2 separate regions of the Homo sapiens genome follow, and region 1 is linked to region 2. A link is a contact called in ENCODE Hi-C data. All regions are on one chromosome and are shown on one strand. Each heading gives the region's core, a stretch centred on a gene start or an enhancer-like site at or near the end of the contact. The rest is flanking DNA. Distances are from core to core; before and after follow the strand shown.

What was found. A loop is a pair of places that touch in the nucleus more often than their neighbours do. Pooled maps may share reads with other maps.
Region 1: a map of naive thymus-derived CD4-positive, alpha-beta T cell shows a loop between it and region 2 (14-fold over the local background). The contact joins the promoter of PMAIP1 here to the promoter of POLI in region 2. A Hi-C loop is called at or near these places in 2 of 168 maps with a recorded cell type or tissue (both naive thymus-derived CD4-positive, alpha-beta T cell), 1 of 37 single-sample maps with no recorded cell type and 8 of 50 pooled maps.

What each region holds. Positions count from the first base shown.
Region 1 is chr18:59,895,259-59,902,707 of GRCh38, reverse strand. PMAIP1 (phorbol-12-myristate-13-acetate-induced protein 1) reads right to left here and starts at 2,712. Exons shown (of 2, transcript NM_021127.3): 1 at 2,473-2,712; 2 at 1-61. The coding sequence starts at 2,530. RefSeq lists silencers at 2,346-2,555, 2,706-3,115 and an enhancer at 2,872-3,623.
Region 2 is chr18:54,265,718-54,272,088 of GRCh38, reverse strand. POLI (DNA polymerase iota) reads right to left here and starts at 2,572. Exons shown (of 10, transcript NM_007195.3): 1 at 2,428-2,572; 2 at 604-729. The coding sequence starts at 2,542. It overlaps LOC124904307 (a long non-coding RNA gene), which reads left to right and starts at 2,184. Exons shown (of 2, transcript XR_007066379.1): 1 at 2,184-2,263. RefSeq lists enhancers at 2,091-2,140, 2,671-2,800, 3,061-3,210 and a silencer at 2,211-2,460.

The DNA of each region.
Region 1 (7,449 bases), core at 1,463-3,962, 5.6 Mb before region 2:
TGCCGGAAGTTCAGTTTGTCTCCAAATCTCCTGAGTTGAGTAGCACACTCGACTTCCAGCTCTGAGAAGGAAAGCAAAACATGGACATGAACATTGATGATATTACAGACTGTAACCAGCAAAACCTAATACGCCCACACTAGTGACAAATTGAGTATCCCAGGAAGCATTTCTCTTAACTTTGGCTTTATGTGCACCTGTTTTCCAAATGTGACACACACACACACTTACACACATTGTGACTCACCGAAAGCAATCGTTAAGGTAAGAATAAAGACATTTACTTTGAGTTTTTAAAAAACGCATCCTGGATGAGGCAAGTGTTACCTTACTTTCAAATATGTCAAATACCACAAAGAGTAGCATTATCATTCTTTGGGATGTGAGAACATTGTAAAACCACTTTGTTTATTTTAAAAGCAATGCTACAAAGAGTAGCATAAGTCACCAGCCTTAGATGATGTCATCTTTTTCTCTTCATTTAAGGTTGGCTGGGAAACAGAAGTCAAGTTCTGTGTGGCTTTCAAGTAGGATTTGATTTTCAAATGGCAATAATTTACAGCTTAGGTTATACTCTCATTATATAGGCAAATCTAGAGGTATTCTTTTTCTCGTTAAAAAACGCTGATATTTTTTCATAAAAGACTCATAAAATCTTATTCTAAAATTAAGTCCACATTCTCTAAAATAATTTAAACATTTCTATTTTAATGTAAACCCACTTCTTCCTATAACCCCATTATGTACCAATCCATTGCCTTTATGGAAATGAGAGGAGCAGAAAATAAGCAATGTTTAATTCACATGTTTACTACTTTTTGGAATTGAGTTATTCTAACTGAATATTAAGAAAAATGATGCTTATAATTTCCAAGTACACTTTTTTTCAGTAAGTGCAGTTAACACTATACTGACTATAATATCGTATCTATACTGACTATAATTTCAATTTTCTTGAATATTTCAAAGAGCAGCTTGAGGTCTTTCGGGTACACTTCATGATTACAAACATTAAAAAATCATGATTACAAATTAAAATCTGGTCTATTTTATAAATCGACCCTGAAAATACCGTATTTAGGCTCAAAATAAATCAAAGCTGTCAATATATAGTAAAGCAAAATCTTAAACCTATATTTCAACCAATTTCTCTCTACAAGAAGTGAGTGAAATCTTTCCTAACTCCTACACCAAGAGACCTAATAAATCCCTTAAGGTGTTATTCTTTATGGGCTACAAGATCAAATATGTTGGGAAGTATTTACATAGACATGTTGTCTACAGAGATTGAGATATATTAATATACAGTTCTAAAAGAAAAACCAAATACCATTCAGCGTCCGACACTGGAAGCCCTGAATTCTAAGTGGAAAAGTTATCCCTTTCACCAAAAATGTAGAAAACAAGGCAGAAAATACTTCCCGGTCATTTCCTTAATTTTTTAAAAATTGCATTACACACCTATAAATGTATTAGTATCAATCAAATCAAGTTTAAGAGGGACTTTGTGCTGCTTCCTGTTCTTGGGAATTAAGTCGGACCAGAAAGTGCTATGCATAAGTAAGATCCTTCAGAAAGAAACAAGGTCAGAATCCTAAGACATCACAAAAGGTAGACAAAGCTTTTTCCATCCCACACAAGCGCCAGAGACAGCAGCCTGTTACCAACTTAGGCATGGTCACATTTGCAATGCACCACTTCCTTCGCACGCCCCAGGAGCTCTATAAAATGAAAGTAACTTAAAAGGTGGGGGGGGCGTATAATCGTCTGATGCAACAGCAGTATGGCCCACACAGACTTCGGGCTCTGGGCAGTGACTGGGTTCTCTGTTTAGATTTAGAAAAAGCATGGGGCCGGGGCGCTGGCCTGAAAACTTACGATGGAGCTGTATGTATCGGGGTGGGGAGTGCGAATGAATGAATGAAAAAAAGGAGCGGACTAACTCCTATTCTCCTATCCCCACCTCCCACAATATCGATTATTTAAATGTTACAAGATTTTCTAGGCTCCTGAACACAGGGGCCCTTGTGGGGCCGTCTCTGGAAGCGCTGGGAGTCCAGGCGGTCCCCGGGGCTCTCTCCTGCCCCTTCTGCCGCGACAATGACTTTCTCCTAGAGACAGCCGCCTACACTTGCACTTGTTCCTCGTGGCCCCGGGGAAGGGCAAGTGGCGAGGAGGAAAGAGAGGAGGAAAGGAGCTTTTTGCCCCTGGTGAAACGCAGCTGCATCCCAATCGCAAATCCGGCTTGGTCCCTCGCCGTACCCGCCGTACCCGCCGGTCCTGGGGAAAAACCCCGAAGAACTTTCTGGAGGCGCCCCTAAGGCTCGCGCCAGGGCACAGACCTGGCCCGACCTTGACCCCCGTGCAGTCTGTGCTTGAGCCCCGGCGAGCTGAGCCCGCCCCAGCCGAGACCTCGACCCCGGCCCCGACCCCGCCCGGCCTGGGTCTTCGCTGGCCCCAGCGGGTCGGTACCTGCTGGAGCCCGCGCGGGGCTCGGTTGAGCGTTCTTGCGCGCCTTCTTCCCAGGCATCTCCGCCGGTGCCGCCGCCCACTCAGCTACAGAGCCCGGGAACCTCAGCCTCCAACTGGAGCACCTCGGACAGCTGCAGGACGCGAGCTGAACACGAACAGTCCTGCAGGCAGGGATGCTGGGATCGGGTGTCCGGACGCGCGGAGATGCCAACTACACACGGTGAGTGCCCGGGAAACTCTGAGATCCCCGCGCCAGAGACCACGCTTTTGTCCAGTGAGAACTTCCCTGGTGACGTAGGGAAACTAGACGCCCGGCCCGCCCCTGTCCCCGCCCCTGTCCCCGCCCCGCAGACGGCGTTATGGGAGCGGACGCGGGACGCGGGCGGGGAAGTACCCCGCTGAGCGCGACCTGCCCGGACACGCTCCCGACCCGCGGCGGCGCCGACCCGCGGCGGGGGGCGCAGAGCGCTCGGCCCCGAAATTACTTCCTTACAAAACGAGGTGGGAGGAGAAGGGGGTCGGCTTTGACCATCTGCAAACGCTGGACGTCGTCAGCGGCAGTGGTGGCGGGAGCTGGGAGTGGCGGGAGCTGGGAGTGGCGGGAGGGGAAGGGTTTAACCAGGAGGAACGTTGTGGGTGGGGAGAGACCAGAGGCCTTGGCAATTAGAGACTTGGGTAAACAAGCCCAGAAAAGAGATTGGAAAAGGAAACTTTTCGAACTTGAAGAGTATGGGCAGTAACAGGGAAGGGAAATGAGAAGAACCTTAATCACCGCAGAGGAGATGCCAGAGGCCCTGTGAGAAAGCTCCGGGTCCCAGGAAGTCACTGCAAACAGAAGCCCTGGTGCCAGCCAGAAAGAACATCGTGTTTGAGTTGGGAAGGGATTTGTGTGTGTCCTTCCAGATAGGTCGATATCGCCCATTGTGGATGTTTAGCAAAAACGAGTGGATCGTTATCATATGGAAAACGTTCAAATCTTTTGTGGGAGGGCTGAGCTACCTGGGAACGTGAAATTATTTGCATAATGTTTGGCGAGGCCATGAGTAATTCTACTATTATGAAGAGGAGTAATTAGGAGTGGTTAACGGTTACTGAGAGCCGCTTCATGCTAAGGACTTTGACATGCATTTTCTCATTCCGTCCTCAGAACAACCGTTGCTACTTTACGGGTGCAGAAACTGAGGTTTGTAGAAAATTGCCCAAGTTCACTTAGGCAGAGAGCACTGCCCTGATTCCGAACCAGGCAGGCCCACAGAGAGCAAGAGCTCTTACCCACTGTAGCCTTCCCAGCAATCAGTTTCTTAGAAAATGTGTGTTTTCGCCGAACGCGGTGGCTCACGCCTGTAATCCCAGCTCTTTGGGAGGCCGAGGCGGGTGGTTCGTTTGAGGCCAGGAGTTCGAGACCAGCCTTGCCAATATGGTGAAACCCCGTCTCTACTGAAATACAAAAGATTAGCCGGCCTTGGTGGTGCACGCCTGTCGTCCCAGTTGCTTGGGCGGCTGAGGCACGAGAATCGCTTGAACCTGGGAGGCGGAGGTTGCAGTGAGCCGAGATCGCGCCACTGCATTCCAGCCTGGGTGACGGAATAAGACTCTGTCTCAAAAAAGAAAAAGAAAAAAAAAGCGTGTTTTCATATTAGCTGTGCTGTTTAATGAAAAGATTGCAAATTCGTTGCATGGGCTCCCTAGAAGTGCTTAGTTTGGTTTACAGTATTGGCCTTCAAAATGTATTGTAAAAATTTGAATTGATTACCAACATTTTAAACATTGAGGGATTGCATGAAAAACCCAGATTCCAGCATCTCTTGGAAAACCAGAATCTCTGACAACGTGGGATCCATTTTCCAAAAGTGCAAACTAGGTTTGAAGTGTGGTCGAAGCCACACCCTTTAGAGGAACCTAGGGTGCTCCTGTTCACCACACTCCCCGCTGTTTGCTTTTCCCATTTACATTATCTGGCCTCAGTAGGCATTTGAGGTTGTTTATTTATCTTAAATCATTCAGTCAACACAAACCAGCAAGTATTTATTTATGGCTTGGTCCTGCTGAAGGTATGGACAACAATATAAGCATGGAACAAAACTGCTCTTGAGTTTAAACAACATAGTTTCGAGGCTGATGTTGGCTGTTTTTGAATGGGGTATATACAAACGAGTAAAAGTGGACAGAATTTAGGAATCATCACAAGACGCAGGAAGCACACTGGAGATGCTGCCTTGAAATCTATTATCCCCAAGTGGTAATTCAAAACCACTCCAGGCTCATTTTGACTTACCTAATACATAAGGAACACCGTTAACTTTTTGGTTGCATAAATTATTAAATTTCTGTCGTTCAAATACGCACCCTGAAATGCAGAGAATATACTCAACAACCACCAAAAAAAAAAAAAAAAAGTGAATCACAACATTGTTTACCTATAAAAGGTATGTTAATCCCATCCTCTAACATTTTCATTAGAAAAGAATTGGTCATGTGACTCACACTGGCTACAAACCTTAGGCAACTCTGTTTTTTAGGGAATTGCAAATTCAGCTTGCAAGGAGGAAAAGAGCGGAAAGAAGTCGGGCGAGGTGGGTTTTGGACATGGGTCAGATTCAGCTGGTTTATAGAGGACTTTTAAAGATTTAGGATTTGAGATGGTCCATAAACTCTTTGGCAGATCTAACATTCTCTAAAGAGAATTGGCCAGGCATAGTGGCTCACGCCTGTAATCTCAGCACTGTGGGAGGTGGAGGCTGGGGGATCGCTTGAGTCCAGGAGTTGATGACCAACCTGGGTAACATGGTGAAACCCTGTCTCTGCAGATAATACAAGTATAAGCTGTAGTGTCAGCTACTCAGGAGGCTGAGGTGGGAGGATTGCTTGAGCCAAGGAGGAGGAGGTTGCAGTGAGCTATGATCGAGCCACTCCACTCTAGCTTGAGCGACAAAGGGAGAACCCTGTCTCAAAAAAAAAAAAAAAAGCTAGAAGCAGAGTGAATAGCTTCTTTTAACTGTATATCCTCTGGAAAAGGGAGGTATCATTTAATGTTGGGCTTGCAACAAATATAAACATGGAGATATTTGACCAAACGAAATAATTAATAAAAATGTATCATGAAGCGTTAGAATTCCCTACTATTTTTTTTTAAGTAGGACTGGTGAAAATGACATTTTAAAAAACTATTAGATAATCCTTTCTCGTGAAACAAGTTCAAAAATGACAGTGCACATCTGATCATTTCGATGTCAGTGTTTAAAAAAAGAAAAATGTATACGTATCTATATATATATATGAACCACAATGACAAAACAAAATAAGCATGATTAGTAATAGAATAGTCATTCATATATTTCTTGCAGAAAATAGGATTTGACAGTTAAACAAGAGGACATGAGATATAAATGAGGCATATGTAGAGTCAGCCTGGGATAAAATATACAGGCTGTAGATCGATTGTGTTTGTTCTAATAAAAGTGTTTGTTGTTGTTGTTTTCCTGTATAGCATGTTTGTTAACAGGAAATTAGCCAGAGTATTTGATGGATTATATCTCTCACGCCTGTAATCCCAGCGCTTTGGGAAGCCGAGGCAGGCAGATCACTTGAGGTCAGGAGTCTGCCAGCCTGGCCAATGTGGCAAAACCCCATCTCTACTAAAAATACAAAAATTAGCCGGGCGTGGTGGTGCATGCCTGTAATCCTGTAATCCCAGCTACTCAGGAGGCTGGACTGAGACAGGAGAATCGCTTGAACCCAGGCGGAGGTTGCAGTGAGCCGAGATGGCGCCACTGCACTCCAGCCTGGGCAACAGAGTGAGACTCTGTCTCAAAAAAAAAAAAAAAATCTCTCTTTAAGACAGACACTGAGGCCAGGCACAGTGTGGCTCACGCTTGTAATCCCAGCACTTTGGGAGGCCGAGGTGGGTGGATCACCTGAGGTCAGGAGTTCGAGACCAGCCTGACCAACATGGTGAAAACCCATCTCTACTAAAAATACAAAATTAGCTGGGCGTGGTGGCACATGCCTGTTATCCCAGCTACTCAGGAGGCTGAGGCAGGAGAACTGTTTGAACACGGGAGGTGGAGGTTGCAGTGAGCCGAGATTACACCATTGCACTCCAGCCTAGGCAACAAGAGCAAAACTCATCTCAAAAAAAAAAAAAAAAAAAAAACAGGCCGGGCGCGGTGGCTCACGTCTGTAATCCCAGCACTTTCAGAGGCCAAGGCGGGCAGATCATGAGGTCAGGAGATCGAGACCATCCTGGCTAACACGGTGAAACCCCGTCTCTACTAAAAATACAAAAAATTATCCGGGCATGGTGGCGGGTGCCTGTAGTCCCAGCTACTCAGGAGGCTGAGGCAGGAGAATGGCGTGAACCCGGGAGGCGGAGCTTGCAGTGACCTGAGATCGCGCCACTGCACTCCAGCCTGGGCGACAGAGCGAGACTCCGTCTCAAAAAAAAACAAAAAAAAAAGACAGACATTGAGCTAGGCCAAGGGAAGGCAATGCTCCCTGCCCCTATGCAATCTTTGGTGGAGAGACCAGTAACTCAGAAATTTCATGTGCATAAGAATCACTTGAGTATCTTCTTAAAATGTGCATCTGATTCTGGAGCTCTGCTTGGACCTGAGATTCTGCATCTTTCGTGAACTGTCACGATGTTGATGCTTCTGCTCTGTGGACAACTTTGAGTAGCAAGGCCAGAGGGTGATATAGAGAGTAACCCAGCAGGTGCAATAAGATGTGTGTCAGTCCTGAGCCAGGGAAATTAGAGCAGATTACAGGGCTGCCTGGGAGAGCAATCAGTAGGAAAGGGCATCAACATAGGGACCTGAGGCTCGAATAGAAGTCGGCCAAGCAATCACACCAACCAAAGGGAAGAAGGACATTCTCGGCAGAGACTGACAGCAGTGTGAGGTCAGGAGTGGTGAGAAGTGATGGGGAGAAAAGCCACTGGAGGAGTTTGGATATTATCGTGGGGGCAATAGGGAATTA
Region 2 (6,371 bases), core at 1,323-3,822:
GCATGAAAGAAAATCTCTTTATCTTTCTCAATTTAAAATATGAATAATAAAAATGATAAAACAAGCTAGCATATCAACAAATATCCAATATAAAATTTATTTTGGCTTTTATTTAAAAAGATGCTTATGTTTTTACGGCAAGTTTGCTGTCTTAATAATACTTAGGTTTATGTTCAAAATCCAACTAGTTAGTTAGATGTTACACAATTTAAGAGATAATTTCAGAAAGGGGAGGACAGACGAACACTTCCACTAAAATGTAATAAGAGGCTGTTTTTGAGAACAAAGCCTGTAAAATTTCAAATAGTGAGAAAAAGAAATCTGACCAGCAAACTAAGCTACTAACCAGCACAGAAAAGTAACATTTATTCTGCTTTCTCTTCATTTGTTCTGCCGACTACACTATTCTCAGATTCACCACTTATTAAATGAGGCTTGTAAAATTTACACTTGGTAGTGAAGCAAAAATGACCAGCTATAAAGCACTGTAAGAACTGCTTCCAAAATCTTTCTTAATAAGGTTAATAAATCAGTATATAATGAGCATGATGAGTTGCTAATCTAATCATTATGCAATTAAAAATATTATAAATCTACAGTTACCTAAAGGTTTGTCTTTTAGCTCTGGATTTGAGATCATTTCTACTTGTGCATAAAAGCAATCCAGATCCACATGTACTATGACTCTGGATGAAGCATTTGGTGTGGGCAACACTTGATCATGAACTCCTGCACAATATGCAAAGAAATAAAAAGAAATTCAGGCTGCTTATTATCTCTGAGCAACTGACAGTTCCTTAAAACATGGTACCTGTGAAGGAAGAATGCAGAGTGACGTGTTTTCTCCTGGATTATGTGTGAAAGCATCGAAAAATTACAAAGACATGAAACTCCACTTAGGGTAGGGTCTTCAGTCCTCTTAATTACTGTTTGTGCACTGCGTTTTTCTCAGGATAGTAATAAGTTTGAAGGGAAAAAATGTGATAAATAATGGATGATGAAAGAGCTAATACTATCACCTGGAAGTTTATAGTAGCTCTTAGTGTAAACCAGAAGGGGCAGAAAAGTTGAAATGACGTTGATTTTCACACAGCTTGAAAATTATTCTAAGCAGCATGCCCTTACATTTAAAACAAACAAACCAACAAAAACTGAAATACAAAATGGCAAAAGACAACCAGTGGGTACAAGTGTGGGCTATTTTTAGCTCCCATGGCAGCAGGATTATCTGGTTTAATGCTAAATCGCCAGTGCCTAAAACAGTGTCTAGGACATAACAGACCACCAATAAATATTCACTAAATTGAAAGACTGAATAGTTCTTTGATTTTAAAAAGTTGTTAGGTCATTATTTGTCGGGGAGGGAATGACAGAGGCGACTCCTTCTCTCAACACTGGCTAAAAACAAGACAGGCAAAATACAATACAATATTCTGGTTGGGATCCTGGAACAGAAAATGAACGTTAGCAGAAAAACTGGTAGAATATTAATAAAGCGTGTAGTTCAATTAATAGTATTATACCAATGTTAATTTCCTAGTTTTGACAAATGTACTGAGTTTATGTTAACACTAGGGGGATCTAGCTCTGCAACTTTCAGGTAAACCTAAAGTTCCAAAATTTAAAAGGCCAGGCACGATGGCTAACTACTGTAATCCCAATACTTTTCGAAGCTGAGGTGGAAGGATCGCTTGTGGCTGGAGTTTGAGACCAGCCTGGACAACACAGCTACACCTGATCTAAAAAAATCTGAAAATCAGCCAGGTGTGGTGGCACGTGCCTGCTGTCCCAGCTACTCGGGACGGAGAGGCTGGGGCGGAGGATCACTTGAGCCCAGGGGTTCGAGGCTGCAGGGAGACCTTGTCTCTAAATTAATGAATGAAACAAAACCAGCAGGAAATGAGAACCGGTGCCTTTACATCCAGGCCCTGAGGTGGGCGGTACAAGGTAAAGACCAGAGCTGGAAGTGGGTCACCGGAGACGTGACCACAGCGGACCTGACTCCGCCTAGGTTCTGAGCCATCCCTTCCTGCCAGGACTGAGATCCGGGTCCCACCTTCTGCCAAATGAGCGACAAGGTCCTCAACTTCTCCAAAGTTAAAAGGCCCAGAAGCCTCTGCAGTTTTCGTCGGGCTGGCTGAGGGATTCCCGCCCCACCTCGCCCCTCACAGAGGAAAGGACGGCGCAGATAAACCCTCGACACGTATTTGTAGTGTGGACGCGCCCCACCCTACTCCTGCTGGGTGAAGCCATTCCTCTAGAGGTACCCGCCGCGTAACACAAGGCAGAGGGAGGCAGCCCTCTCTTAGAGGAGCCGAGTGGGGCGGGGACGGTCGCGCCCCAGTGGCCGCCGCCCCGAGCGTCCGCCTGCCCCACCCTTCTCATTTACACCCAAGGAGGCCGCTGGCTCCTCTGGCTGCGGCGCACCCTGCGAGCTGGCTGCCGCCCCCACGTCCGCCAGTTCCATGGCCCAGGCCTCGGCGTCTTCCTCGTCGTCGTCGCCGCCGCCTTCCTCCTCCGGCTCCACCCCCAGCTTCTCCATCCCGCCGCTGCCAACCGCAGCGCTACTTCCGGCCGCTTCCGCCTGGTCTCCAGGGAAACCGGGGGACTACAGTCTCCAGTCGCTCTGTGCCTCTCGCCTGCGCAGTCGTGGCCGACCAGCCTGTTGCCCAGAGTGACACGCATGCCAAGGAATCGTGGAGGCCCACGTGCGGGAGTTTTTTCCCGCCGGGTGGAGGCCGGAAGCGGAGAGATTGAAAGCACAAATGGCTATTTTTTTTTTTTTTGAGACGGAGTTTCGTTCTTGTTGCTCAGGCTGGAGTGGGCAACAGTGACGCAATACCGGCTCACTGCAACCTCTGCCTCCCGGATTCAAGCGATTCTCCTGCCTCAGCCTCCCAAGTAGCTGGGATTAACAGGCATGCGCCATCACGCCCAGCTAATTTTTTTGTATTTAGTAGAGACGAGGTTTCACCATGTTGGTCAGGCTGGTTTCGAACTCCTGTCCTCAGGTGATCCACCCTCCTAGGCCTCCCAAAGTGTTGAGATCACAGGCATGAGCCACTGCGCCTGGCCTTTTTTTTTTTTTCTTGAAGGCTTTGGAGTTAGGCCCACATCACAAATTTTAGCGTTTTGTCTTTGTTCCATTCGGCTGTTAGCAAACTTGCAAATCCCTAGACCTGAGTGATTAATGTGATGGGGTGGGAAGGAGTGTAACTGATAGTAAAGACACAGGTGGCCTTGTAAACTCATATGATTAGCAACTATGTTAAGGTTTGCTGTGTTTTGTTTGTTGTTGTTTTATTTAAAGACACTGTGACGAATTCAACCACAGAATTTTTAACATCAAAACTGAATAGGATTTGATACATGAGTGTTGTAGTCAGACAAAATCTCCAATCCAGACCCTCCATCATGCTGTGTGACTTTGGGCAGGTTACATAACTGCTGTGAGCCTCAGTTGCTCTACTCTTAAAAAAAAAAAAAAGTATTGAGATTGAATGAATGGATAAAAGCTACCATATACTGTAATATCCTAATGTATATAAAACATGTGGCACATAGGAAGTGCTCAGTAAATGTCTATTCTCCTTGCCTTCTATTAGGATACCATGTGTGCATGTGTGTGTTGGTGTGTGTATGTGTATGTTTTACAATAGAGGAAATTTGGAAATTCCTCCATGCCTGTATGTATGTATATACACTATATCTGTATAAATACCCAAATTAACACATATGTTTGGTTTTTTATATGATTCTACTTCTTATCAAATAAAATATTAGAACCTTGAGAAACCCTTTAAAGCAGCCATTCCCAACCTTTTTGGCACCAGGGGCTGGTTTCATGGAAGACAATTTTTCCACAGACAGAAGGGAGGGGGATGGTTTTGGGATGATCCAAGTGCGTTACATTTGTTGTGCACTTTATTTCTATTATTATTACATTTTAATAGATAATGAGGTAGAATCAGTGGGAGCCCTGAGCGTGTTTTCCTGCAACTAGACTGTCCCATCTGGGGTGATGGGAGATAGTGATAGATCATCAGGCATTAGATTCTCATAAGAAGCATGCAACCTAGATCCCTCGCATGCGAGTTCACAGTAGCGTTCAGGCTCCTGTGAGAATCTAATGCCGCTGCTGATCTGACAAGAAGCAGTGCTCAGGCAGTCATGCCAGTAGTGGAGAGTGGCTGTGAATACAGATGAAGCTGCACTCCCGGGCCCGCTACTCACCTCCTGCTATGCGGCATGGTTCTTAACAGGCCAGGGACTGGTTCTGGTCCATGGCCTGGGGACTGGGGACCCCTGCTTTAAAGGATATGTTGATGCATCCATGAAGAAAAGGGAATAACAAGCAGAGCTGGGTCTCAGTGGTTTGGAAACAAAATCTTCCTCTTTGCATATTTAATTCTTAGATGTCTGGACCAGTTCTTTCAAAGTCTGCTATCTAGGTTATAAATTACCTGTTCAGAGAGCTAGGCTGCTATCTTTGTGAAAGCTGTTTGATAAGTCTAGATAGTTGTTTGGTGGTTTTTCATTTTATTTAGTTATTTATTTATTTATTTTGAGACAGAGTCTCAGTCTGTCTCCCAGGTTGGAGTGCAGTGGTGCGATCTGGGCTCACTGCAACCTCTGCCTCCTGGGTTCAAACAATTCTCCTGCCTCAGCCACCTGAGTAGCTGTGATTACAGGCGTGTGCCACCATACCCAGCTAATTTTTGTATTTTCAGTAGAGACAGGGTTTCACCATGTTGGCCAGGCTGGTTTCCAACTCCTGACCTCAAGTGATCCGCCCGCCTTGGCCTCCCAAAGTGTTAGGACTACAGGCATGAGCCACCGCGACCCAGCCTACATAGAGAGCTTTTGAATTGAGTGTCTCTTTGTCCACTAAGTGCTTCTTGGACAACATTCAGTGGTCTGATTACTAATAGACAACCAAAGTTTGTTTTTCTTTTCATTCTTCCAGATAGAAAATGATATAAACACTAAAATACTATGGCAGATGAAAACGGTCTCTCTAGAAGAGCCCTAGGCTCACTAACATTCAACATGTTGCTTAAGTGAGACAGTGTTAAAAAACAATGCACGTAATCAAGCCCTCTTTAGTTAGTTGCATTTATTTCCCCATCCGTTGTTTAATTTGAAGAGTGGCTTTTAATTTCGTGAAAGGATAGAAAAGTAGACCCTTGGAAATCCTAGGGGAGCAAGCAGGGCTGGCTTGATGAGTATGTGACGTAGGCAGTCACATAGGGCTCAACACTTGATTTCATATTCTGCTCTTGTCTTGAAATTCTTAATTTTTTAACAAGGAAGCCCCATATTTTCATTTTGCCCTGGACCCCAGAAAGTATTTAGCAAGTGCTGGAAATAAAGAAGAGAAGCAGCACTAAAAAGGACACTCATAAAACACCTGTATATCAAGCACAGGGCTAAAAGCTTGAAACAGGTCATTTCATTCAATATAATAGCCCTAGAGGGTAGATGTCAGCATCCTCATTTTACCAAAGATGAAATAGCCTAGGAGAGATTAACATGCTTGCTCAAGGCTATGAATCTAGTAATGGCAGATCCACTTTTCAGAATTTTCCACAGTGAAGAATTCATTAATAATGTTTTCTCCATATAGGAAATCAATTAGCTCTGACCATTTTCCTCACTGCTTCAAACACCAGACGGCTGGTAGTGGGGAGAATAAACATCCCTCAAAGGTATTAAGAGGCACGAAAATAAAATTTATATAAGCTAACGTGTCTCATTGTTTTGGAATGTTTTAGGAAAAAAGGATTTTGGGGTTTGATTCTAAAAATCCCTACTCCCAGTTTTAATTAATAGGATCTAATCTAGAATAACTTCAGGAAATAGCTGTCTTGAGCTTGGGTCATAACTGTATATTTAAGTGCCAAATGAAGAAAACAATTTCAAGGCAGAATAGACATAGTTAATTAAATAATATTATGGTCAAACAAAATTTATGGAGGAGCATGGATTTACAGAGCGTGGCTAGTGGATAAAGAAGCTGGAGGCATTTTAGAGCTTCAGAAGTCAAGACATGCCAACACGGTGGCTCACATCTGTAATCCCAGCTACTCAGGAGGCTGAGGCAGGAGGATTGCTTGAAGCCAGGAGTTTGAAGCTTCAGTCATGTATGATTATGCCACTGCACTCCAGCCTGGGCAACAGAGCGAGACTCCATCTCCAAAAAGAAACAAAGAAAGAAAGTCAGCACATTATGAACTTAAATACATTTAAAAGGATAAGCATGAACTCCCATGTCAGTGGAGGGTAGGAAATAGGCATCAGTGGTTACTTCTCTCCTCTTAGCCAAATTGGCCACATATGGCTCAGAGGAAGAACACTAGACAATGTTCAAG